Linked DNA regions of Homo sapiens: region 2 is linked to region 1. A link is an interaction called in ENCODE POLR2A ChIA-PET data of the cell type or tissue named here. Cell type or tissue: Caco-2. All regions are shown on one strand. Links, peaks and the distances in the headings refer to the core of each region. The heading gives the core; the rest is flanking DNA.

Region 1 (12,770 bases), core at 194-8,193:
GCCTTGAATTCATGGTGGTATGTTATGTTACAGTGGTATCCATCTTGGTACTTTTGTCCTCTGCAATGGTGAGTGGTGGGGAGTTTGGGAAATACTACCTCTTCTAAGAGGTTTGTGTAAACCTTAATGGTGTCCTGGTACCACCCTGTGAATCCTTCTTTGTAACTAATGTTTTCCACCCCAGAGCCTCCACATTCATGAGGGATGCCAAAAATCGAAGAAGTTCTTCGTAGATGTACAGCCCAGCACATTCACAACTGAGCATTGTTGCCTGACAATTCATTTATTCAACAATGAATGTTTGAGTGCCATGCATGGTTTTGGGTATCCACTTGTGAGCAAGATGACCTAGGTCCCTGCTCTCACTTGGTGGAGGGGTAGGGAAAGCAGGTAGGTACGGAGAAGGAAAGAAGATAGAACTCTATGCCCTGCAAGCTACTGCTAGAAAACTAACACTTCTGTCTTCCCTCGGGACTCTCCTAGGCCCTTTCACCACTTCTCACCTCTCACCCACATTCTGCACTCCCAGCTAAAGCAGCCAAAGGACTATTTGATTTGGCAGAGCTTTCAGGCACAAAGCCCTATGTTCCCTCTGGCCCAAAGCCACTACTCTGAAGGCTGAAAACTGCCCTTTGGCTCAGGTTGCTGTCCAGTCACAGCCTCACAGATAATTTGTGCTGAACCTTGAGGTGAGGGCAGAGGCCACTTCTTTAAATACTTTGTCTTCTCTACTGCCTTACATTTGAAAAGCACAGGTTGGATCAATAAGTATTAAACGTATAGCGTATTACTCCTTTGAAGCCTCCCTGCTTGACTCCTCCCTTTCCTGCCTTCTCATTCCCTACTTTATTGCATCACAGATACGTAATTTATTACCAAGGATCTTTCATAATTCCCCACCCCTGCCTCTTTCTTCTCTTGCCCACACTGTGTGACTTAACAGAGTCAACAATACATATAATTCCACCAGCAACAAAGAAAATAAGTTTTGTTTTCCTATTGTCTGTTTTCATGAAGAGGCCCTTCTTAGTTAATCTGAAAGCTATGGCTTATACCATAGTCCTCCATCATATCTAAAGCCAGGAACTAGAACTTGGGCTTGTGCTTGAGTCCTGGGTAAAGAAGGGTTGAGTGGTGCTAATTCTTGGCTGTCTGGGTGCTCTTGATTAGTGATAGAATCCTAGTCAACACTGTCGCTTATCCAGACCCAGGAGAATAAAAATCTACTTGGCTCTCCTACTCTTCATTCTGGTAGCATCTTAGGCCAGGTAAAGTTCAATAAATTTTTTTGAATTCTAAGAAGTGGGAATTCCTCCCTCAACTCAAAGGCTATATTGTCAAAAACTCAACTCCCGGCTCTGTCGCTTCTTCACTGAGGGCAATTTATCTCCATAATCAAAGATGAATACATTCAGATGAACTCTTCTGTGTGGGTTTAAATTTTACTGTTCAGCATTCAGTCTTGCTAGTAAATAAGAAAAGATGAGAGAAATGGATTGAAAACTCCCACAAGACCCTCTATGGAAAAGGAGCCAAAAGATTGCAGAGGTATATAGAACTTTAGAGCTTTTGAGTTTAATGATGTCTATCCCTATACCTTCTTTCTGGAAAGCAGATTTTTGTGAATTGAGGGCAGGAACATTACAGAACTGATGCTTCATGGCTCTGGAATACTAAGTCCTCTGAGCCTGGATCTCCTTCAGCTCTGCCACCTACCTCCTTGTTTGCTAAATGTCCTTAGAGAAGTTAGGATATGCCTGGGGAACCCTGGGTCATATAACCATGACAACTGGCTGACCCTGTTGTCTCTCCCTCTCTGCCCTCCTCTAGCTGGGAGGTGGAAGCAGCATTGCCCAAGCCTCCCAGGAGTGACAGGAATTGTTTCTGCCTGAGGAGACACTCTGCAGCCTGGGCTCTGTGAGACTGAGGTGGCGGTCAGCCGGAGTGAGTGTTGGGGTCCTGGGGCACCTGCCTTACATGGCTTGTTTATGAACATTAAAGGGAAGAAGTTGAAGGTAAGGGCCTCTTGGGGATTTTGCTGGGGATGAAAAACTCTGCAGGGAAACTACTGAGGGAGAGATTCTGGTATAGATACCAGAATCTAGAAATAGAGGAATTGGATAGGCACAGTGGATCATGCCTTTAATCCCAGCACTGCAGGTGGCCAAGGCAGGTGGATCACTTGAGCCCAGGAGTTCAAGAACAACCTGGGCAACACAGTGGGATCCTGTCTCTATAAAAAAAGAGAAAAAATTAGCCCTGCATTGTGGTGCATGCCTGTAGTCCCAGCTACATGAGAGGCTGAGGTGGGAGGGTACCTTGATCCCAGGAGGTCAAGGCTGCATTGAGCCATGATCGTGCCACCACATTCCATCCTGGGCAACAGATTGAGACCCTGTCTCAAAAAACAGATAGGGAGAGGGGGAGAGGGACAGACAGAGAGAAAGAGAGAAATAGAGGAATTAACCCAGAGCCTTTTCAAAGATGAAACCTTTAACTTGTTTATTTATTTTTTTAGAGATGGGCATCTCACTGTATTGCCGAGGCTGATCTCAAACTCCTGGGCTCAAGCAATTCTCCCATGTCAGCCTCAGTAGCTGGGATTACAGGTGCTTGCCAGTGCACCCAGCTTGAAACTTCTTGTTTTAGTCTCTTTTGGACCCTCATTTAAGAGCCTTAAGATTTTATCTAAAACTTTTTATCTCTTATGGCTACCTGCATTTTTTATTTCCTAACCTGAACTCCTTTTTTTTTTTGAGACAGAGTCTCCCTCTGTCACCCAGGCTGGAGTGCAGTGGCAGGATCTCAGCTCACTGCAACCTCCACCTCTCAGGCTCAAGCGATCCTCCTGCCTCAGCCTCCCAAGTAGCTGGGATTACAGCTGCCCACCACCACGTCTGGCTAATTTTTGTATTTTTAGCAGAGACGGAGTTTCACCATGTTGCCCAGGCTGGTCTTGAACTCCTGAACTCAGGTGATCTGCCTGCCTTGGACTCCCAAAGTGCCGGGATTACAGGCCTGAGCCACCGCGCCTGGCCTCTTAACCTGAACTCTTATAGGAAACATTATTCTTGGCCGGGCATGGTGGCTCTTGCCTGTAATCACAGCACTTTGGGAGGCCAAGGTGGGCAGATCACTTGAGGCCAGGAGTTCGAGACCAGCCTGGCCAACATGATGAAACCCCATCTCTACTAAAAATACAAAAATTAGCCAGTGTGGTGGTTCATGCCTGTAATCCCAGCACTTTGGGAGGTCTAGGCAGGTGGATCACTTGAGGTCAGGAGTTCGACACCAGCCTAGCCAACATGGTGAAACCCCATCTCTACTAAACAGAAAAAAAAAAAAAAACTAGCCGGGCGTGGTGGTGGGCGCCTGTAATCCCAGCTACTTGGGAGGCTGAGGCAGGAGAATCCCTTGAACCCGGGAGGCGGAGGTTGTAGTGAGCCGAGATTGTGCAACTACACTCCAGCCTGGGCAACAGAGCAAGAATCCATCTCAAAAAAAAAAAAAAAGAAAGAAAGAAAAGAAAAAGAAAGAAACATCAGTCTTGACAAGTAAGCTATGGAGCAACTCATTGCTATGGGACCCTAAGGAGTGGGGCTATTGTGTGTGATATTCACCCTCCAACCTAATGCCTTCTGTTCAGGGCAAATGGGCCCCCAGGCAGCCTGGGCCTAGTTGGTGGCCATGAGAGGTAGGGAAGTGACCCAGTGGAGCTCAAGCCTGAGGGCTTCTGATGGGACCTGGGACTCTGTTTTGCAGCTTGAGGAGCGAGGATGGCAGTCAACAAAGGCCTCACCTTGCTGGATGGAGACCTCCCTGTAAGTAACTTGGGCTCATCTGTGACAGGGGATGGACAACTGAGGGAGGAGGAAGAAGCAGGGAGGGGAGATGCAGGGGACTTAGAGCAAGATATTCCCAGATTATAATCCTAGTTCATTGACTACCATGGCTTAGTTATTCTTGCCCTCACCACCTTTTGTAGGGGGCAGTTGGAGGATCTGGGAGGGGAAAAAAAGATGCCTATTAAAAATTAAGCACCTTGAAAAAAAGGGACAGAAATCCTGGCTTAGGGACGGGGGGAGTGGAGAGGAAGGAAACTACTGTTTAAACCCTGACGCAGAAGCCCATGCTCTGTCCACCACCCAGCTGGATGTGCATTCAGTGCAGAGCCACTGTATTCTGTGTCTCCAGCATCATTCATAACGGCAAATGTCACCTGTCGGAGTTAGACGGTGCACAGCCTGTGCTGCTGTGTGGGGGGAAGGGTGGGATATTCCATGTGTCTGGTGTTCTATCTCTGACCTGGTTTTCACTGTGACTTGAAGTGATTTGATACTTTTAGGGATGCTTGATGGCTCCTGGCAAGGCATCTCAGATTTGGGCACAGTTCGGATAGTGAAACTTAAAAATTATGAACCTGTGCAATATCCACCTTGCCCAAGTTACGCTTTTACTAACTCCTGCACTAGGAATCACTTTGTTTTGTATTGAATCATAGAACAGAGAGAGGCGTAAAATGGTCAAGTACATGGTTAAGCCATTCTAACAGACGGTGGTTTATTCCCTTCCCAGGATCTCTTTCCTCCTTCGGTTTTGTGTAAAACAACCTCTGAAGCCTCGTCCAAAATGTTAAAAAGAATGTTTTCTTGTTTATAGTCATAGTCTATTTCTAGTTCAAATTTCAAATTCACCTGCAGGATAAAAAACTAAGATATTGGCCAGGTGCAGTGGCTCACGCCTGTAATCCCAGCACTTTGGGAGGCCAAGGCGGGCGGTTCACAAGGTCAGGAGATCAAGACCATCCTGGCTAACACAGTGAAACCCCATCTCTACTAAAAATACAAAAAATCAGCGGGGTATGGTGGCGGGCGCCTGTAGTCCCAGCTACTTGGGAGACTGAGGCAGGAGAATGGCATGAACCCAGGAGGCAGAGCTTGCAGTGAGCTGAGATCGCGCCACTGCACTCCAGCCTGGGAGACAGCGAGATTCCATCTCAAAAAAACAAACAAACAAACAACAAAAAAAAACTAAGATATTGTGGGCTGCTCTGTCTTAGTGTACATGTAGGTGTCATTGATGGGGGTCTTTGAACTCTGCCTCCTACTAACAGAACAGGTCAGGTCTTCACTTTGCGAGCAAAACCATGCCACAGTGTCATATTCAAAGCTACAGAGAGCCTGAGCATCGGAATCTGACCTGGGTTTTTTTTTCTTTTTACTTTTGATATGGAGAATTCTCAACATTCATAAGAATAGACAGAAAAGAACATAGGAAGCCCCACGTACCCTTTATTAGCCCCGAAGACCATGAATTCGTGGCCAATCCCGCCTCGTCCTCACTTCCATTAATTCCCCCACTTCATGTTATTTTGAAGGTAATCCCAGGTAGGCCATTTCCAACTTGTGTTGGAATCCTGGCTCTGCCACTTATCAGCTGTGGGATCTTGGGTAAATCACTTCCTGTTTCTGATTGTCAATCTCCTCATCGACTCAGTGTTGGTGACAGTGCTGACCCCAGAGGATGGCTGTTAGAATTAAGTGAGCTCATGTCACCAAGGCACCCAGACCAGTGCCTGCAGCATAATGGCACCTGGCAAATGTTCTTTCCCTCTGCATGCCTAGAATTTGTTCTTTTAATTTTATTTATTTATTTTTTAGATATAGAGTCTTGCTCTGTCACCCCGGCTGGAGTGCAGTGGCATTGTCATAGTTCACTGCAGCCTCGGACTCCTGGTCTCAGACAGTCCTCTCACCTCAGCCTCCCCAGCAGCTGGGACTGTGTAGTCCACATGCCATCAAATATTAGCATGGCCAGCTTTTTTTTTTTTTTTTTTTTTTTTTGTGGCTCAGAGTGGTCTCAAACTCCTGGCTTCAAATGATCCTCCCGCCTCAGCCTCCCAAAGTGTTGGGATTACAGGCATGAGCTTCTACACTTAGCCCTAGAATTCATTCTTTTACTCAAAGACCAGTGTTTTTTCACTAAGGTTCCTAGGTGACCTAAAACTTAATTATGTGACTGCTGCCAAAGGTGCATTACTAACAGCACAGCACCCCGGAAATGATAAACGATTGTTCCACTACACCCAGCACGTGCAGATCGCACCCAGAGTGCTGTCTTTGAGTGTTGTTTGTTTGTTTTTTGTTTTTTGAGACAGGGTGTCATTCTGTCATCGAGGCTGTGGTACAGTGGCGTGATTATGGCTCACTACAGCCTCCAACTCCCGGACTCATGCGATCTTCCCGCCTCAGGTTCCCGAGTAGCCGGGACCACAGGCACACAGCACCATGCCCTGCTAATTATGTTATTATTATTTATTATTTTTTTTTGTAGAGACGGGGTCTCCCTGTGTTGCCCAGGCTGGCCTTAAACTCCTGGGCTCAAGCGAGGGTAGTATATTTTTAAGAAAGATAATGTAAAACTGTAGCATGTCCAGGAGAGGGGGTCACCAGACCACAGTGTGAACCATTTGTAAACGAAGTTAGGAACTGGAGCCATTTAACATGATGGCGGCACTTCTAAAGGGAGACATATTTGACTTCAAATATGTGAAGGGCCAACCCATGGATGAGGAAATAGGTTTGCTCAGTTTTGTTCCAGAGGGCAGAGTGTGGAACAGGGGGGTGGAGGCAAATTTCAGCTCAGCAAAGCTGTCCAACAAGGGACACAGGCCACTTTGTGAGGGGGAGAGCTCTCATTCAGGGAGACATTCAAATATAAGTCTTGGCTGGGCGCAATGGCTTAGGCCTATAATCTCAGTGATTTGGGAGGCTGAGGCAGAAGGATCACTTGAGTCCAGGAGTTCAAGACCGGCAAGACCCCTCCTCTACAAAATAAAAATATTAGCAAGGCATGGTGTCACAGGCCTGTAGTCCCAGCTACCCAGGAGGCACAAGTGTGGGGACTGTTTGAGCCCACGAGTTGGAGGTTACAGTGAACTATGATGGCACTAATGCACTTCAGTTTGAGCAACAGAGTGAAACCCTGTCTCTATAAAAAATAATAAATAAATAAAAACAAATACAAGTCGACCAGAGGAAGGATGGAAAGGATTCTTACTACAAAGTCCCCTAAGATTCTGTGATTCTGTGCAGTTGGGCAGATCTAAACCTACACATTCTACTAGGCACAGCCCTGACTGTGGTTCACGTATTCAGCTAATATTACTGTGCCATGTTTGGCCTACACTCTGGGGATGCGGAGATGACAGTCTACGGGGAGTGAGATGAACACACATAACCACAGCACGGTGTGACGAATGTGGAGAGAGCCAGGGAGGGAGTGGTTTCCGACGTGATGGAGGAGAGTCTGGAAGCTTCACAGGGGGAGTGCTGGTCAAGCAGAGTCTTGAAGGAATGGCATTCTGCCAGGCAGCAAGGGCTGTGGGAGGGAAGGTGAGCGTTCTAGGCAGTGGGGTCGGGATACACAGGCAGGGAGGCAGTACCCCAGAAAGACCAGAAAAATGTTTGGAGAAGCCACCAATCAAAGGTGGACTAAAACTCTAGACATTAACAACACTTGCTCTCTACCAGTAGGTATCAGGGGAGTGAGCTGAGGTGGGGGTGGGAGTGATGGGATCTGACTTGGTCCCTGGAGAACAGAGATTGCCTTGGCAGCTCTCCAGCACCCCGGATGGTGACCAGGAGGACATGGCCGGCTGACTCTTGTTTTCCCCATGGGCTCTCCCACGCTCCCATGATTGGGGCATCTAGAGACCTCTTTGGCCTTGGTTCCTCCCAGGTCGCTTGGACTCAGGCTAGTTGCACCATTGGTCCCCATGACCCCGGGGTCAGCTTCCCGGGAGGCTGGAGAGGGAGGTGGGACAACTTGAATGTGTTCCTTCCGCACCAGGAGCAGGAGAATGTGCTGCAGCGGGTCCTGCAGCTGCCGGTGGTGAGTGGCACCTGCGAATGCTTCCAGAAGACCTACACCAGCACTAAGGAAGCCCACCCCCTGGTGGCCTCTGTGTGCAATGCCTATGAGAAGGGCGTGCAGAGCGCCAGTAGCTTGGCTGCCTGGAGCATGGAGCCGGTGGTCCGCAGGCTGTCCACCCAGTGTGAGTCCTTGCGGCGCTCAGCAGCTGCCTGCTTGTTCACTGCCTACCTTCCAGTCTGTCTGTCCGCCTCTCAGTCTGTCTGACTGTCTGATAACTTGCTTGTCTGTCTGCTTAACTGCCCACATCCCATTGCATGGTCTTCTTATCTATGGCTATAAAGGTATACATACAGATCTCTTTTCTTCTATAGATGCCTATCTATGGCCCAGCTGGCATTTTCCTAGGATAACAATGATGGCCAGAGAATCTGCAGGGGAAGGGAAGGCAGAGCTGTGCAGGCAGTGGTGAGGGTAGGGCCCATGGCAGACCAGACACTCACTGTCGCAGCACAGGCAGCAGCAGCAGCAAGAACCAGCAGAGTCTGGCAGAGGCAGAGGCAGCCGGCACTAGGGGGCCTGGCAGGGCCGGAGGGCACGGAGGGAGGGGAAAGCTGGCTGAGCCCAGCAGCTGATGGTAGCGGCTCATGACGGGTGGGGGTGGCAGAGAGCCTCCAGCCAGGGCCCTAGAGGCAGAAGATGGCTCTCCTACTGGCCTTACCAGATGTGCACCACTCAAATTGTTCTGCCCCATCTGAAAATGTGGTCTCCAAGGCATACACAGGGCTGAGGGAAATCGCAGCAATGCCAAAAAGTCTGGTACCTTCCACCATCCTAATTACAGAATTATGGGTAGCTGAGGACTCCACACAGCAAACAGGAGAGGACCGATGTGAAGTAGGCCCAGGCCCTGTCCCTGGCTACAATCTCCTTAAATAGTTTCCTTGAGTCTCATTCTGCCCAACTGGAAGACAGCCAAGTCATCTGGGCTCTCTGCTGCTTGAGAATTTTGTGAAGAAAAATAAGGTATCTGGCAAAAGAATATATGAAAGAGTATGAAGAACTCTCCTTGAAAGCTGTGGCCCCCATTGGCCATGGCTGCAGAGCCGATGTCCCGGCCAATCCAGGCGGGATCCCCTTGAAGCAGGTGCATCTCTGATGCATGCCCACTCTCCGGGGGCAACTCTTTTCCCTTCCCTGTGACCCTCTTCGGACAGTTGACCATCTCAACACCTAGTGGTTAAAAAGAAGAGCATGGACGGCCTGGGGCCTGCACTGGCTGTGCTGGGAGTTTGTCATGTTGATAGCTAAGCAGGCCCAGCCCCAAGGCCTCACTGCCATCTGCTTCCCTCTCACACCTCTCTTCTCCCTCCTCATGCTCACTCAGAGCCCCCTTGCAGGTCAGGAAGGAAGAGAAGGAGGGAAAGAACGGTACTTGTTGGTGATTCATATAGCTCCCATCATTCTTCTTCACAAAAATCCTGCCAGGCAGGCACCATTAATTCACCTTTTACAAGGTAGGAAGCAGAGGCTCAGACAGGCTGTGACTAGCTGAGGCCACAGGCTTCTTAGATGTGGTCACTTGGCCTTTTGAGTGCAGGTCTGAGCGACTCCAGAGTTCCCACACAGACAGAAGAAACTGGCCCGGGTCTTGAGGAGTCCCTGCAGACAAGGGCGAAAGAGGGCAAAGGGCCTGGGGCCCAGAGATGCTGGGGAGGCAGCAGGCCTTGGGATTTGAGGGCTCCAAGTCACTTCCTTGGCACAGAAGCCACTGCTAGATTCTCATGGGGAGGGGCAGGGCTCACCCAAACTTGGCCCTTTCCTTCCAGTCACAGCTGCCAATGAGCTGGCCTGCCGAGGCTTGGACCACCTGGAGGAAAAGATCCCCGCCCTCCAGTACCCCCCTGAAAAGGTGAGCCCTTCCCACCTCTCGAAGCCTCCCTGCACTCTGTCGTCACCGCCTCTCAGGGAGGAGAGGGCAGGGGCTGCTGATGCCGTGACTGGAAGTCTGTGTCCCATGGTGAGCACCCTCCAAGGCTGGCGGAGAGTGCCTGCTCCCAAGGCCACACAACAGGCTCCTCTTCTCCCTGTGAAGCTAAACGGAGGTGGGGTTTCTGGGACCAGCAGGCACGAGCCCAGAGGCAAACCCAAACAGGAGCTTGAGGCGGGTCCCACTGCCTCCCGATACCGCACCCTGGGATCTGAGGTTCCATAGTCTGCCCTGGACCACTTGGCAACTACAGCTGCCTAAGATCATGAGTCACACTCATTCAGATCCCAGGAGTGTCATCCCATATCCTCAAGATCCAACCTTTTATGGACCATGAGATTGAAGGTCACTTTACCTGGCTACATATTTATTGGGTAGTTGCTATGATAAGGACTCATTTTTGGTGCTTCTGGGGAATAAGCTTCAGTCTCTGACCTCATCTATCTCACTGACCAACTATCTACCCTTCCCACAAACAGGTACTGAGCCCTACCCTATGCCCGGGGCCATCACCTATGCTTTATCAAGCGCTCTTCTTTAATCCACTTGTCAACCCTCTGGGATAGGGGTTGTTATCTCCATTTTACAGAGAGGAAACCAGTGTCTCCCCCACGGCCACACAGCCTTAAGTGGGGACAATGAGAGCAGGTCTATTCAGCTGTGAGACCTGTGCTCTTTGCTCCCCATTTTTCCAGATAAAAGGCAACATTTTTGTCACAAAAGAGCTCCCAGAATAATGAAGAAAAAGACAAATTATTTCAGTGCAGAACTTGTAGGAAGATCAAGCACACCTATAAATCAACAGAAATGCTGTGTTCTGAGGAAAGGATGGAGGAGATTCCTTGTGAGCCCAAGGGTATCAGGACAGGTGGCACCAAGGACGAGCCTTTGGGGTCATCCTCACAGGATGGGAGGGATCTTGACAGGCTGTGATGCGGGGTGAAGAAGCCAGGAGATCCAAACAGTTGGCACAGGGAAGGTTGGAGCCCTCTCCTCTAAAGCCCAGCTTAATTCCAGGTACCTAAATATCAGTACCAGTTCCCTGGGCCTTTAGGTGATGCCTTCCTGGGAGCTGGGCTCAGGCCACCAGACCCCGGAAGGGCAGCCCTTGTAGGGCCTGCAAGACCACATGCCTAACACCCCCACCAACTTCCCCCAGATTGCTTCTGAGCTGAAGGACACCATCTCCACCCGCCTCCGCAGTGCCAGAAACAGCATCAGCGTTCCCATCGCGAGCACTTCAGACAAGGTCCTGGGGGCCGCTTTGGCCGGGTGCGAGCTTGCCTGGGGGGTGGCCAGAGACACTGCGGAATTTGCTGCCAACACTCGAGCTGGCCGACTGGCTTCTGGAGGGGCCGACTTGGCCTTGGGCAGCATTGAGAAGGTGGTGGAGTACCTCCTCCCTCCAGACAAGGAAGAGTCAGGTACCTGCCATTCGGAGGCTCGGCCTGGGAGTGAGTTGTCACACACACTGCCTGGGAATCAGCAGGAGGTGGCTCAACCAGCCACTGCTCTGGAATAGGGAAGGCCAGTGGGATTTTCAGATGGATTCATAATCATTTACCCCCCCCACCCCCACCCCATCTGTAAAGAGGGAAAGTGAGTTGTGGAACTCACCAGTGAGTTTGTGGTGGACCTAGAACACCTACTTTCCAGTCCTAGACATGACCCAGATCTCTCCGGCCCCTCTCTGACCTGTTTTCTCTTCTTTCCCCCCAAATCCCTACCCAGCCCCTGCTCCTGGACACCAGCAAGCCCAGAAGTCTCCCAAGGCCAAGCCAAGCCTCTTGAGCAGGGTTGGGGCTCTGACCAACACCCTCTCTCGATACACCGTGCAGACCATGGCCCGGGCCCTGGAGCAGGGCCACACCGTGGCCATGTGGATCCCAGGCGTGGTGCCCCTGGTAAGTATCTGCCGTGAGCTCTGACTGACCCGGTGCCTGGGAGCCCTGTGGGCCTCCTAGTCCCTCCCATCCCCCACCCATCACCCCTTCCTGTCCTGAGAACATTCTCTCTTCCAACGTGGGCTGGGGCTTCAGTTCTAAGAGGACTTGAGAGGGGTAGAGGGATGGCCTTCCAGACCACAGGGAAAGAGAAGGGAGAGGATGTTAAGCAAGGGCAGGCCTGCCTTGCTAGAGTGCTCCTTCCCCACCACTCACTTCTATCTCCCCCATTTCCCTCTGAGTCTCCCACAAGCCCCAGCCTTCATACCCCCAAGTGGACCTCTTTCTATGGGTCTTCCCACCTATAAGACAGCAGGACCTCCATCTGCTATGCAAGCACTAGGGACTGTCATCCTTAAATAAACAAAGTATACAACCCATTTTGTCAGGGAGAGTGTACCCAGCACCAATGCACCCAAGGTGAAGTTGCCCTTTCTAGGCCCAGGGAGAGTTAACTCCCCACCACTCCCCACCACTCCCCACCTCCACCTCTCTGTATCTTAGCAGAAATAGGCTGGATGTTTTTCATAAGGAATTTTAGTAAGAAACTAAGGCCAGAAAAGAAAATAAAACAATACTAAAGCATAAAGGCCAGCAAACAAGATGACTACTTTTCAGCCATCTTTTGAGCAGTACTTTTAAAAGCATCATCAGGCGTGGATCATTCATTCAAGCAAGTGTTGCCCCTGCAGGAATACAGGAGTAGTAGCTCCCCTCTGTCCCCTGCATCAATAACAGCTGAGACTGAGTCACATGCCTGGACCCCGCCTGCAGTGGGCAGAACCTCACGTGCCACCATTCGCATGGAATAGAGTGGCATCCCCAAAAGCTGTGTAATAAGGAGTCTCTGTTTGTGGGGCTCCCTAGAGGTTTAGAATGTGCCTCAGGAGATACCAGCCCCCTTGCTCAGTCAATTTCTTCCCATGGGACACTCTGGTTCATTGAATTTTTCACTCTTAAAAGAT
Region 2 (12,770 bases), core at 1,572-9,571, 69 kb after region 1:
TAAATATGTTCAAAGAACTAAAGAAAATCATACCTAAAGATCTAAAATATGAGTCCAATGACTTGCCAAACAGAGAATATCAACAGACGGAAAAAAAAAAAAAAAAAAAAAAGCGAATAGAAATTCTAGAGTTAAAAAGTATAACAAAAATGAAAAGTAAATTTGAGGTGGCAAAGAAAGAGTCAACAAATTTGAAGACAAGGTTAATTGAGATGATCCAGTCTAAGGAAGATAAAGACAAAAGAATGAAGAAAAATGAACAGAGCTTCAGATACTTGTGACACCATCAAGCACAACACACACATACCGGAAGTCCAGAAGGAAAGGACAGAAAGGAAGAGGCAGAAAGAACATTTGAATAAATATTGGCTAAAAATGACCCATATTTGATGAAAGACACTACACATCTAAGAAACTCAATACAAGTAGAATAAAGTGAAAGAGATCCAAAACCAGACAAATCATAATCAAACTATCAAAAGTGAAAAAAAGAAGATCTTGAAAGAAGCCAGAGAGCTATTCATCGTGTACAGATCCTTGATGAGATTAGCAGCTGCTTTCTCGTCAGAAACAAAAGACAAAAGGCAGTGTGATGACATATTCAAAGTGCTGAGAGAAAAAAGACTGCCAACCAGGAATTCTATACCCAATGAAAGTATTCTTCAAAAATGAGGAGAAATCATCACATTCTCAGAATGAAACAAAATAAAACAGAATTTGTCATTAGCAGACCTACACTATAAATAATACTAAAAGGAGTCCTGTGGGCTGAAAGGAAAGGGCACTAGGGTAACTCAAGTCCACATAAAGAGTTAAACAGCATTGGTAAAGGTAACTATATAAGAAAAACATTATAAAAGTGTTTTTTATTTGTAACTGTTCCCCCCTGTTATTTAAAATACAAAGTAATGATTATAAATCAGTGTTGATGGGCATACAATGTATAGATGTAATTTGCATGACAATATAGAACTAAGAAGGGATAGTCAGTAGAACTATACAATAGCAAAGTTTTTATAAACTGTCAAAGTTAAATTGGTATCAATGAGAACTAGGCTGTTATAAGTTAATATCTTAATTGTAATCTCCAAGGGGAGTGAGGTTATGCAACATGATGGAGAAGAAAGCTCTAGGGGTCAGTCCCTCAACCCAAATAACTAGTAAACTAGAAAAAAAGATCAGAATTCACTATTTTGGAACCTGGCAACTTGATTGAACACCTGTAATAACCTAGGAAGTGCTTGATGATGGGAGAGACTGATGATCTTTAGGAAGGGAATGATGTGCATGAACTGGCTACCATTTCCCTTTTCTCATCCCTGCTGTAGCTATTGGGATAGCAGCCCACATTCCAGGAGCAGCTGGCTGGTGCTAGGGCAGACAGTGAAGACCTCGTCCTCCAAAAATTGGGGGTTGCATGCTTTGGTCAACCAGGCAGATTCCTGTAGGAGCAGTGCAGACACTGCCTTGGTTTCAGCTCTCTTAGGCTACAGTGGGTTTCTCCCAATTATCAGAAGTTTAAGGGACAGACACACCTTCCCCCTCCTCGTTTCTTGAATCAGACATTTAAGGAAATCCTTCTTAGGTCATTGGCTGACCACAGAGATAATAGACAGAAACTTCAGTGACCACACACAACAAGGTATACATACTTTACACAAATAGTTCAGAAAAGGCACAAATGAATAGCTGAGATCCTTAATAAGCAAAGAACAGGAATCCCTGAGGGGTGACAGGATCTGACCTCCATGCAGTTACCACATTATAATATCCCTAATAACTAGTCCTCAACAAAAAACTACGAAGTATACAAAGAAACAAGAAAGTATGGCCTATTTACCAGAAAAGAGAAATTTGGCAAAAACCGTCACTAAGGAAGCCAAGACATTGGAATTACTAGTCAAAGATGTTAAATCAACTTCTCTAAATATGCACAATGAGCTCACTTAAACCATATATAAGAAACTAATGGAAATCAGGAAAATAATATATGAACAAAATGAGAATATCAATAAAGCAATAGAAATGATAAAAAAGAATCCAGTAGAAATTCTGGAGCTGAAATGAAAAAACTAACTAGAAGGGTCAACCACAGATTTGAGCTGGCAGAAGAATCAGTGAACGTGAAGATAAGGTAATTGAAATTATCCAGCCTGAGCAGAAAGAAAAAATAATTAAAAAAAAAATGAACAAAGTCTGAGGGACCTGTAGGACACCATCAAGTGTACCAACACATATATCATGGGAGTCTAAGGAGGAAATGAGACCAAAAGTGGCAGAAAATTTTTTGAAGAAATAATGGTTAAAACCTTCCAAAAATCTGATGAAAGACATGAACATATACATCCAAGAAGTTCCACGAACTCCAAGCTGAATAAACTCTAAGAGATTCACACTGAGACACGTTGTAGTCAAAGTGTTGAAACCCAAGGACAAAGAGAGAATCTGGAAAGCAGCAATAGAGAAGCAGCTTAATAAGATTAATAGTTGATTTCTCATCAGAAATTTGGGAGACCAGAAGGCAGTGGATGTCACATTTGAAGTCCTGAAGGGGGAAAAAAAAATTGTCAACCAAAAATTCTATGTCCTTCACAAATAAAGTAGAAAGTAAGACATTTCCAAATAGATAAAAGCTGAGGGAGTTCATAATCAGTAGACTTACCCTGTAAGAAAAGCTAAAATGAAAGGTAGTAGACAATAACTCAAAGCCATGAGAAGAAATAAAAAACAACGGTAAAGGTAACTAGACAGATAAATATAAAAGCCAGCATTATGGTAATTTTGTTTTTTTTTTAAACCCTATATAATTTAAGTCTGTATTAACAGGTACACAATGTATAAAGATGCAGTCTACAACAATATAAAGAAGAAGAGACAGAAATACATAGTAGCAGAGTGTATATTATTGAAAAGAGGTTGGCTTTATTCATAAAGCCAGGTTCTTTTAAGCTTAAGATGCTAACTGAGGTAACCAGTAGCTGGGTTAACCAAGGTAACCACTGAGAAAACAACTTAAAAATACACAGAAAAAGAAAGAATGGAATTAAACTAGTATACTACAAAAAATCAGCTAAATACAAAAAAACAGGAATTGAGAAACAAAAAAGCATAAAACATAGAAAATGACAGTTGTTCCTTATTAGTAATTACATTCATAGAAGTGGATTAAGCACTGCAATTGAAAAGCAGAGATAAGAAGAATGGATTAAAAAAACATGATCCAACTCTATGAGGTCTATAAGATATTTAATTTAGATACAAAGACACTAAGGTTGAAAGTAAAAGGACAATGAAAGATATCCTATGCAAAAGAGCTGGTGGGTGGGGAGCTGTATTATTGTCAGACAAAACAGACTGTAAGCCAAGAAAGATTACAAAACACAAAGTACATTACCTATTGGTAAGAAGTTTAATTGATCAAGAAGACATAATAATTATTGACATATATACTTAAGTACAGAGTCTCAAAATACATGAAGCAGAAATTGACAGAACTGAAGGGAGAAATAAATAATTCAACAATAATAGCTGGAGACTTTAATATGCCACTTTGAATAATAAATAAACAATAAAACAGAAGCTCAACAAGGAAACAGAAGACTTGAATAATACCATAAATCCACTAGACCCAACACACATCTATAGAATGCTTCACATTCTTCTCAAGCACACATTAAACATTCTCCAGGATAGACCAAATGTTAAGCCACAAAATAAGTCTCAAGTTTCAAAAGACTGAAATCATACAATGTATGTTTTACAACAATAGAATGAAACTAGAATAAGCAGAGAAGAGAATTTAGGAAATACATATATGTGGAAATTAATGCGCTCCGAAATAACCAATGGATCAAAGAAGAAATCACAAGGGAAATTAGAAAATATTTTGAGATGATGAAAACAAAAACAAATCATATCAAAATTTATAGGATATGCCTAAAGCAGTGCTTTATTAAAAAAGATCTCAAATCAATAGCTTAAACTTCACCTTAAAAAAGTAGAAAAAGAGCAAACAAAAACCAAAGCCAATAGAGGGAAAAAAAAAAAATGAAACTGAGATTAGAAAACCAATAGAGGCCAGACGCGGTAGCTCACACCTATCTCAGCACTTTGGGAGGCTGAGGCGGGCAGATCACTTGAGGTCAGGAGTTGGAAAGCAGCCTGGCCAACATGGTGAAACCCCGTCTCTACTAAAAATACAAAAATTAGCCGGGTGTGGTGGTGCACACCTATAATCCCAGCTACTGGGGAGGCTGAGGTAGGAGAAGCGCTTGAACCTGGGAGGCAGAGGTTGCAGTGAGCCAAGATCACGGCACTGCACTCCAGCCCAGGAGACAGAGTGAGTGAGACTCTGACTCAAAAAAAAGACAAAGAAAACCAATAGAGAAAAAACAATAAACCAAAGTAAATTCTTTGAAAAGATTAACAAAATTGACTGGGTGTGGTGGCTCATGCCTATAATCCCAGCAACTGTGGGAGGCCGAGGAGGGCAGATCGCTTGAGCTCAGGAGTTTGAGACTAGCCTGGGCAGCATGATAAGACCATGTCTCCACAAAAAAATTTTAAAAATTAGCTGGGTGTGGTAGTGTACATCTGTAGTCCCAGCTACTCAGGAGGCTGAGGTGGGAGAATCACTTGAGCCTGGGAGGTGGAGGCTGCAGTGAGCTGAGATTGCGCCACTGCACTCCAACCTGGGTGATAGAGCAAGAACCTGTCTCAAAAAAAAAAAAAAAAAAAAAAAAAAAAGATTAACAAAATTGACAAACCTTTAGCTAGACTGAAGGAAAAAAGAGGGAAGAAGACTCAAATTACTAAATCAGGAAAGAAAGACGGTACATTACTACTAATCTTACAGAATCTCCCTTTCCTTTTTCCTAGCTATTCTGAAATGTGGTACCTTTGTTCTTCTTGAAGTTGTCAAGTTTATCCTCTAGACCATCCACAGCTGACACAGAATGGCTTCTAGGCAACCCCCGCTTTAGTGATCTCTTTGAAGGGGAAAGCAATTCCTGGTTGAAAAGATTTCTTCGAACTTTGGTCACTTCTGAAAGCATCAAAAATTAAAAGAAAAAGAAAAACCCAAAGATTATCATCAATAAATGCCGTATCTGAGAAAAGATAACCAAAACAGAGAAGCTCCTTGAGGAAACTACAGATTGCTATTGTCACATATGCTAATAAGGTTTCCTTAAATAGCATATTCCCATAATGCATTAAAAATATTTACTTTTGCAAATTAAAAAAAATTTTATATGTTATTTTGCATGAGGTAGGGGTCCAATGTCATTCTTTTGCATGTGGATATCCAGTTGTCTCAGCATCATTTGTGCAAAAGACTATTCATTCTCCATCAAATTGTCTTGGTACCCTGAATATCAGTTGACCATAATAAATGCTAGTGCTAATTTCTTTTTTAAAGGCTAGATAGAATTCAGCAGTGAAAACTTCTAGTCCTGGGCATTTCTTTGTGAGTAGTTTTTTGATAACTAATTCAAACTTTTTACTTGTTATAGATCTATTCTGATTTTCTATTTCTTCTTGAGTCTGTTTTTAGTAGTTTGTATCTTTCTAGGAGTCTGTCCATTTCATCTAGGTTATACAATTTGTTGGTATACAGTGGTTTGTAGTATTCCATTACGAATTCAATTTAAATCTAACTTTTCAGGAACACAAGGAAGGCCCCCACCACTTATTGAGTTAGAAGCTACTCAATGTAAGATGGACATAATTCTTAAGTAAGAGGATGGCTAACATAGGTCATCGTCCTTTTAATATATCCCATGTTATGATTATTTTTCTCACTTTGGACATTTTTGCTGCTGTGTATTCAGCTCAGCATTGAGCAAAGAATTGTTCAATTCTATAATTTCTTTCTTCTTCTTCTGACTACTTTACTAAGCTGCTGGGACATTTTAAATTTTATTCTTGACTCCAAAGCATGAAAGTTCTCATCATCTAGACTCAAAGTTAGAAAAAAATAGCTGAAAAGTCAAGAAGTACGTGGCAAAGCCAGCAAGACAATACCTTAATCTTAAGATAGTCTGGTGGAAGTGATCCAAAAATTCACCAAGGGTGAATTCTTCAAAGATTAATCATTTAAACCCAAACCAAATAATCTAGGATCCACAAACTGGGAGCAACCCTTGTGTTTACCCATCAATGACATAAAGGTTCACATTAAGGTTATTAAGGACATCAATAACACACACCAAAGTTTTAAAAATTGTTTCCTTATCTCCATTATAAGAGTTCCTGTTACCTAACTTAGGCTGTTGGTGAAATTGATTTATGACCTGAAAGCCAAATTTGGTTTGTTATTCTCTATTTTCCCAATGTTTTGAAAAGCTTAATTTCTATAGCAAGTTTCAAATAATAATAAAATTAAACATACGCCCATCACTAAAGTTCACCAACTGACAATATTTGTTTTCTCCTTCCTTCTCTCTGTATGTACGTTATTCCCCTAAACACTGGAGAGTAAATTGCAAACAACTGTTCACTTCCTAAAGGTCAGCATGTATCTCCTAAAAACAAGGACATTCTCCTCCATAACCCCAACGCCATTATTACACTCAAAATATCTTTAGCATTGATACAATATTATCTAGCATACACCGCTTCTTCAAATTTCTCTAGTTGTCTCAGTAATATCCTTTCTAGTATTTTTTTCCCTAAATTTAAGATCCAAGCAGGGATCATGGAATGCATTTAGCTATCATGCTTAAACTCCATTCATCTGAAACAGTCCCACTGCCTCTTTTCTTTTTCCTTTCTTCCAGCTTTCATGATGTTTTTTTTAATTTTGTTTTTGTTTTTAAAGATTTCAGACCAGTTATTTTGTAAAATACAATATTTTGAGACTATTCCTAGGGGACTATGTCCATGGTATTTGGACATATTTTATTAGCCAACAATCATACAAAGCCTTAATTTACACCTGTAAGCAGCTGCTTAAATACATACAATAAAAATAAAGTTGTCATGCTAGTGAATAAATACATACACTGAGAAAACAGTATACCTTGCACTGTATCTTTCACTGGCTGGGAAGGCTGCTGAGGAGCAGGGTGAGAGTTCTCCTGAAACATGAGAAAATCCAGAAAGAAAATTTAAATAGGCATTCATTGAAATAAAAGAATAAAGATTTCACATGAACTCTTTGACTCTTGTAATTCATTTATAGGGATCCATAATAGAAATAATAAAATGTACAACAGAAATGTTCCAAAAACACTCAATGCTGCACTATAGTAATAACACAAAATAAAAAACACTATAAATGCCCATAAAGAGTGAAACAGTTAAATAAATTACATACCCATCCAATGCAGACATTACAAGAGTAAGGAAGGAAGACCTCTCTATATATGGTTGAGCATCCCTAATCTGAAAATCCAATATGCTCCAAAATCCAAAACTTCATGAGTGCCAACACAACACTCAAAGGAAACACTCAGTGGAGCATTTTGGACTTCTGGATGTGGGGTGCTAACCAGTAAGTACATGTAATGCAAATGTTCCAAAATCCAAAAACATCTAAGAATGGAAACACTTCTGCTCCTAAGCATTTTGGGTAAGAGATACTCAACTTGTACTAACATAGAGATCTGTGATAGGGAGGAAAAAGGAAAATATTAAGTATTCTAAGTTATATCATTTATATATATGTATATAACGGATCTGCATAAATCTTTGGTGTTATTGGTGCATATAGAAAAGGGCCTGGAAATATACACAACAAACTATCATCAGTGATTACTTCTGATGAATGGATGGAGAAGGAACACCCTAACTTTTAACTTTATATGTTTTAACTTTTTAACGATAATCATGCATACCTTTTATACCTAATAAGGGAAAAGCCATATACATTAATTAGAGGGAGGCTATACTCTCAGAAACATTTCTTTATCAGACTGCTATGTACTTGCTATTACAATAGAAGATTCAAGAGTCTAAACCCCAGATGCATCAAAACAAGGAAACTGTTTTTTTAAAGATTTTTTGTTTTTTCAATTCATCATAATAATTGAAGAAGCCACCACATATGGGCAGAAACTTAACAAATGGTCTCAGTGATATAACCAAGGTCTTGCTGATAAGACATGAGATGTGATCATTCTTACTTATATTGATTAATAACTCTTATAAAGAGATAAACTATAATTGTAAAAATATGTCACACATCCGGCTGGGCGCAGAGGCTCACGCCTGTAATCCTAGCACTTTGGGAGGTCGAGTGGGCGGATCACGAGGTCAGGAGATTGAGACCATCCTGGCTAACATGGTGAAACTCCATCTTTACTAAAAAATACAAAAAGTAGCCAGGCGTGGTGGTGCACGCCAGCTACTCGGGAGGCTGAGGCAGGAGAATGGCGTGAACCCGGGAGGTGGAGCTTGCAGTGAGTCGAGATCGTGCCACTGCACTCCAGCCTGGGCGACAGAGGGAGACTCCATCTCAAAAAATAAAAATAAAAATAAAAGTCATACATCCAATTTCCTATCCAGGGTTCAGTAAACTACAGTGTACAGACCAAATCTGGGCCACCTCTTGTTTTTGAAAATAAAGTTTTTACTGAAACATAGTCATGCTCGTTTCTTTCCATAATGCCTGTAGCTGCTTTTCCACTATAGCAGAACTGAATAGATGTTGCAGAGACGTATGGCCTGCAAAGGCTAAAACATCTACTATCTGGCCCTTTACAGAAAAAGTTTGTCAACCCTTGTTAATCCATGTAATTGAATGAAAAACTAGGAGAGTATGTCCTGAAGGTATTAAGGCAGGATCAAATATTTTTTTTTTAATCCTTGTGATCTTCTGGAGTTAAGATACGTAAAAGAAATTAATATACATTAATGTAATTAATACTATATGTCTACGCTTAAGTTGTAAGTTCACTGCTTCCCGAGTTAACTATATTGGTCCTTCAGAGAACTGAGATTTATTCTTTTAAAAATGTAACATCTGGTCCTTTCAGTTAAACAATTGTCACTTATCTATGGTACCAACTTTGACATGAAAAAACATTACTAACCACAATCAAATCCTGACCTCAATTTTTTTTTTTTTTTTTTTTTGACAGAGTCTCTCTCTGTAACCCAGGCTGGAGTGCAGTGGCTTCATCATAGTTCATTGCAGCCTCAAACTCCCAGGCTCAAGCGATCCTCCTACCTCAGCCTCCCGAGTAGCTGGGACTACAGGAGTGCACCACCATACCTAATTTTTAAATTTTTTGTAGAGCCAAGGTCTCACTATGTTGCTTAGGCTGGTCTCCAACTCCTGGGCTCAAGTGATTCCTCCTGCCTTGGCCTCCCAAAGTTCTGGCATTATAGGCATGAACCACTGCGCCCAGGCGTTAATTCTGATCTTAGAGAAGAAAACTGTCTTGTCCAATCTAAAACCAAAGTTTCAAAGTGTGCTAGAAAGATCTGCAAATCATTGTAAAATCTAGTGAGAATAAAGGCCTGGCAACTTTTGGCCATTCACTTTCGGATTTTCCAATCTTCAATCAGGATTGTGAGATATATAAGATATGCATTTTATTCACAAAGTATAAGAAAGTGAACACCATTAACCATTTAAAAGAAATCCCACCTCCAATTCCAAAGGACTGCTACAAATATCTAGAAACAGAACAAACCACTATTATAATAATTAATGCTTCTAAAGATAGTTCTTATTGAATTTTAACTCTTCTCAGATAGTTCATGCAGTTGAAAAGTTTCATTGTGTTTTTAGTCTCCCTTTTTTCCTCAGCGAGACATTAATTCTACTTAGTAAACAGATTCCAGCTAGGTTTATTTTTTTTTCAACCAATAAAAACCTCAAGTCCTTATATCAACTGCCATGAAAAAAACAACAATAGTACCCCATTATCTGTGATTTCACTTTCCATGGTTTCAGTTTCCCATAGTCAACCATGGCCCCAAAATGGGTGAATATAGTACAATAAGATATTTTGAGAGGAAGACCACATTCACATAACTTTTATTATATTATATTGCTATAATTGTTCTATTTTACTATTGTTGTTAATCTCTTACTGTGCCTAATTTACAAATTGAACTTATGCATGCATAGGAAAAAACAGTACTATATATAGGGTTCAGTACTATCTGTGGTTTCAGGCATCCACTGGGGGTCTTGGAACATATCTTCTGCAGATAAGGGGCGACTACTCCACCTCCTGGCTCCATGATGGTCATCATCTTTTTCAAAAAACTTGTTATTCATTCATTTATTCATTCATTAATTCACTTAAGAGATGAAGTCTTGCTTTGTCACCCAGGCTGGAGTGCAGTGGCACGACCATAGCTCATTGCAGCTTTGACCTACTGGGCTCAAGCAATCTCCCTGCCTTAGACTCCTGAATAGCTGGGCCTACAGGCATGTGCCACCATGCCTGGCTAATTTTTTCTTAATTTTATTTTTTGTAGAGACAGGGTCTCGCTATGTTGTCCAGGCTGGTCTCAGACTGTTGGTGTCAAACTATCCTCCCTCCTCTGACTCCCAAAGTGCTGGGATTATAGGTGTGAGCCGCTGTGCCTGGCCTAAATTTGTTATTAAAGTAAAATATAACATATTGAAAAGCACCTTCTGGTATGCAACCAAAGTCCACTTACAATTGTATATTCTCTTCCAGTGACTGCTTTGCTTATTTTAGTTATTGTTTTATGAGTTTTCCTATCTACATTAAAGATTTTGAATTAATTCATTCCTAACTTTTACTTGCCATTTTTCTTCACATTACCTCTAACTATCACACTCTTGAGTAAAATTGTTAATCTCTTGACAAGTTTATATTTCTTTATTCCTTGGATTATAGTTTTATACACATTCATAAAAATATTTAATATTATTTCTGTATCCTCCAAAGTTCATTTTCCTAAAAGTAGGGACACTGCCTTTTTGTTCTTATTTACTGTGTCATCTCAAGCTGGAAGGTTTACTTACTTTTTTCGTAGCTCTCTTTGACACTTTAGGAATTTCAATTTGTCGAAGATTCTGTGAAACCTCAGCAATGCTTTTATGTCTTATTAATGCATTTTTCCTTTTAAAAATAGAAATAGTTAATACATACTAGATAGAGGTTATATATAGTTAAATTCAAATGGAACTGGAGTCTAAGTAAAATAAAATATGATTTAAATAAAAGCCAGTTATCTTAAGGTTGTTCTGGGTTTATAATAAAACAAGTCACCCCAGAATTTTCAAAAGTAACAAATTCAACCAGTTATGAACAACGAAAAGCATCAAGGGAAATTTAAAAAGCTGAAACTCTAAGCTTATTTCATAGAAGGCCTAGTTTCTGGAGACCTCATGTGGACAGTAAAGAAGACTTTGTGAAATAGGAAATAAACACTATACAGTCATGCAATGTTTCCTTCAATGACGAACTGCATATATGACAATGGTCCCATAGGTTATAATGGAGCCTATATAGAAACCTAATAAATGACACTTGATATTGGCATTACAGATCAAGTAGGGGAAATGACTGCTATTCAGTAACAATGCTGGAACATTAGCTTTTCCATATGAAAAAATATACATAAATGAAAAAATATATACTATCTAGGTTTTGGTAGGCACACTCTGATGTTAGTACAACAAAAATTGCCTAACAATGCATTTCTCAGGATGTATCCCTGTTGTTAAGCAAAACATGACTATATATTTCCTAGATAATATAAAGATTGTCAGATGCTCCTATTAGGAGCTCTAATAGTTGGCTTCTCTGATTCAGACATAAGGGCAGCTATTAGTTCAACAAATTATATGGACAAAGATGACTGGACTGTAGTTTAAACACATCTTTTATCAGAACTATAACAGTGCAAATAATTCCTTTGATTCTTTGACCTCTTACCTTCTCTTCTTGGCTGATCTGGTACGAAGTTCCTGCAGTTCATCAGATTCAGGGCTGCCTGACACTGATCTACGAGCACTTGACAAAAAAGGCACAGAAAGAAGTGGTGATTTGTTCTCTTGTGTCATGGAGTCATCACTGAAAAAATCTGTAGGAAGGACACCAGCCAGCTTCTGAGGAATCACAAACCCTAGGCTGTTGTAAAGATTTCCAAGTGTCTTTGGGATAGAGTCAATATACCTGTGGAACAGATTGATCGAATACGGAACAGTTACCATCTTACCCTCTCTATTCCCTCCCTCACCCAGCCTAAAAAGTAGTCCTTACAACTCCAAAATTCAGAGACAACACCATACATAGGTTTTGACAAAACAATTTTAAAGTTAAGTTAGTAACCATCAAACTTACAATCTCAAAATTTCCTCCAGAAACTCTGCTAGGTACGCTGAATCCTCAGTTAAACACACCATGCGCAGCAAATCTGTCACCTGAAGGAGATTTTAGAACGTTACTATATAGATGCCCTCTGCAGGGAAGCTGAAAGCATCTAGGGCGTATTTCAATGGCACGAAACTATATACTTGCCTCCTCCACTACTTGTTCCATATCATCTGTACTTTCATTTATTGAAGGGCATTGCAGACACATCTCCAAACGAAGAAATACCTGAAGCTGGCACCTTGAGAGAAAAAAATACTTGGTCATATCTACTTTGGATGTCACTAAACAAAAAGCTCCTTCCGTAAGCATAGATCTATTTATATAAGACACAACAACCAAAAAGGAGGAGAGCCAGTGCCTTTTCTAAAAACTGATGTAGTTATTAGATAAATAGGTGATTCAAGCTGCATATTATAACATAAAAAAGAATTGGCTACAAAAGCATCTTCATGCAGTTGG

What was found. ChIA-PET counts read pairs that join two places held together with the same protein. Peaks named below come from ENCODE experiments on the same cell type or tissue, not always from the same donor. Only the 100,000 strongest peaks of a DNase experiment are listed, where the experiment ranks them.
Region 2: POLR2A ChIA-PET joins it to region 1 with 13 read pairs; 4 of 35 experiments call an interaction of 5 or more read pairs at or near these places.

Annotation. Positions count from the first base shown.
Region 1 is chr15:89,668,496-89,681,265 of GRCh38, reverse strand. It overlaps PLIN1 (perilipin 1), which reads left to right and starts at 1,899. Exons shown (of 9, transcript NM_002666.5): 1 at 1,899-2,015; 2 at 3,763-3,821; 3 at 7,852-8,056; 4 at 9,702-9,784; 5 at 11,022-11,286; 6 at 11,594-11,766. The coding sequence starts at 3,777. RefSeq lists silencers at 7,854-8,148, 8,690-8,954. In Caco-2, for the core only: a CTCF peak has its summit at 7,958 (motif pointing left); a DNase peak (open chromatin) is centred at 7,977.
Region 2 is chr15:89,601,077-89,613,846 of GRCh38, reverse strand. TICRR (TOPBP1 interacting checkpoint and replication regulator) reads right to left here. Exons shown (of 22, transcript NM_152259.4): 10 at 12,456-12,549; 11 at 12,279-12,358; 12 at 11,871-12,110; 13 at 10,955-11,051; 14 at 7,022-7,079; 15 at 4,898-5,044. Among named protein-coding and RNA genes, the nearest start is that of TICRR, 32 kb to the right of the region's middle. In Caco-2, for the core only: no CTCF peak of the experiment used is centred there; no DNase peak of the experiment used is centred there.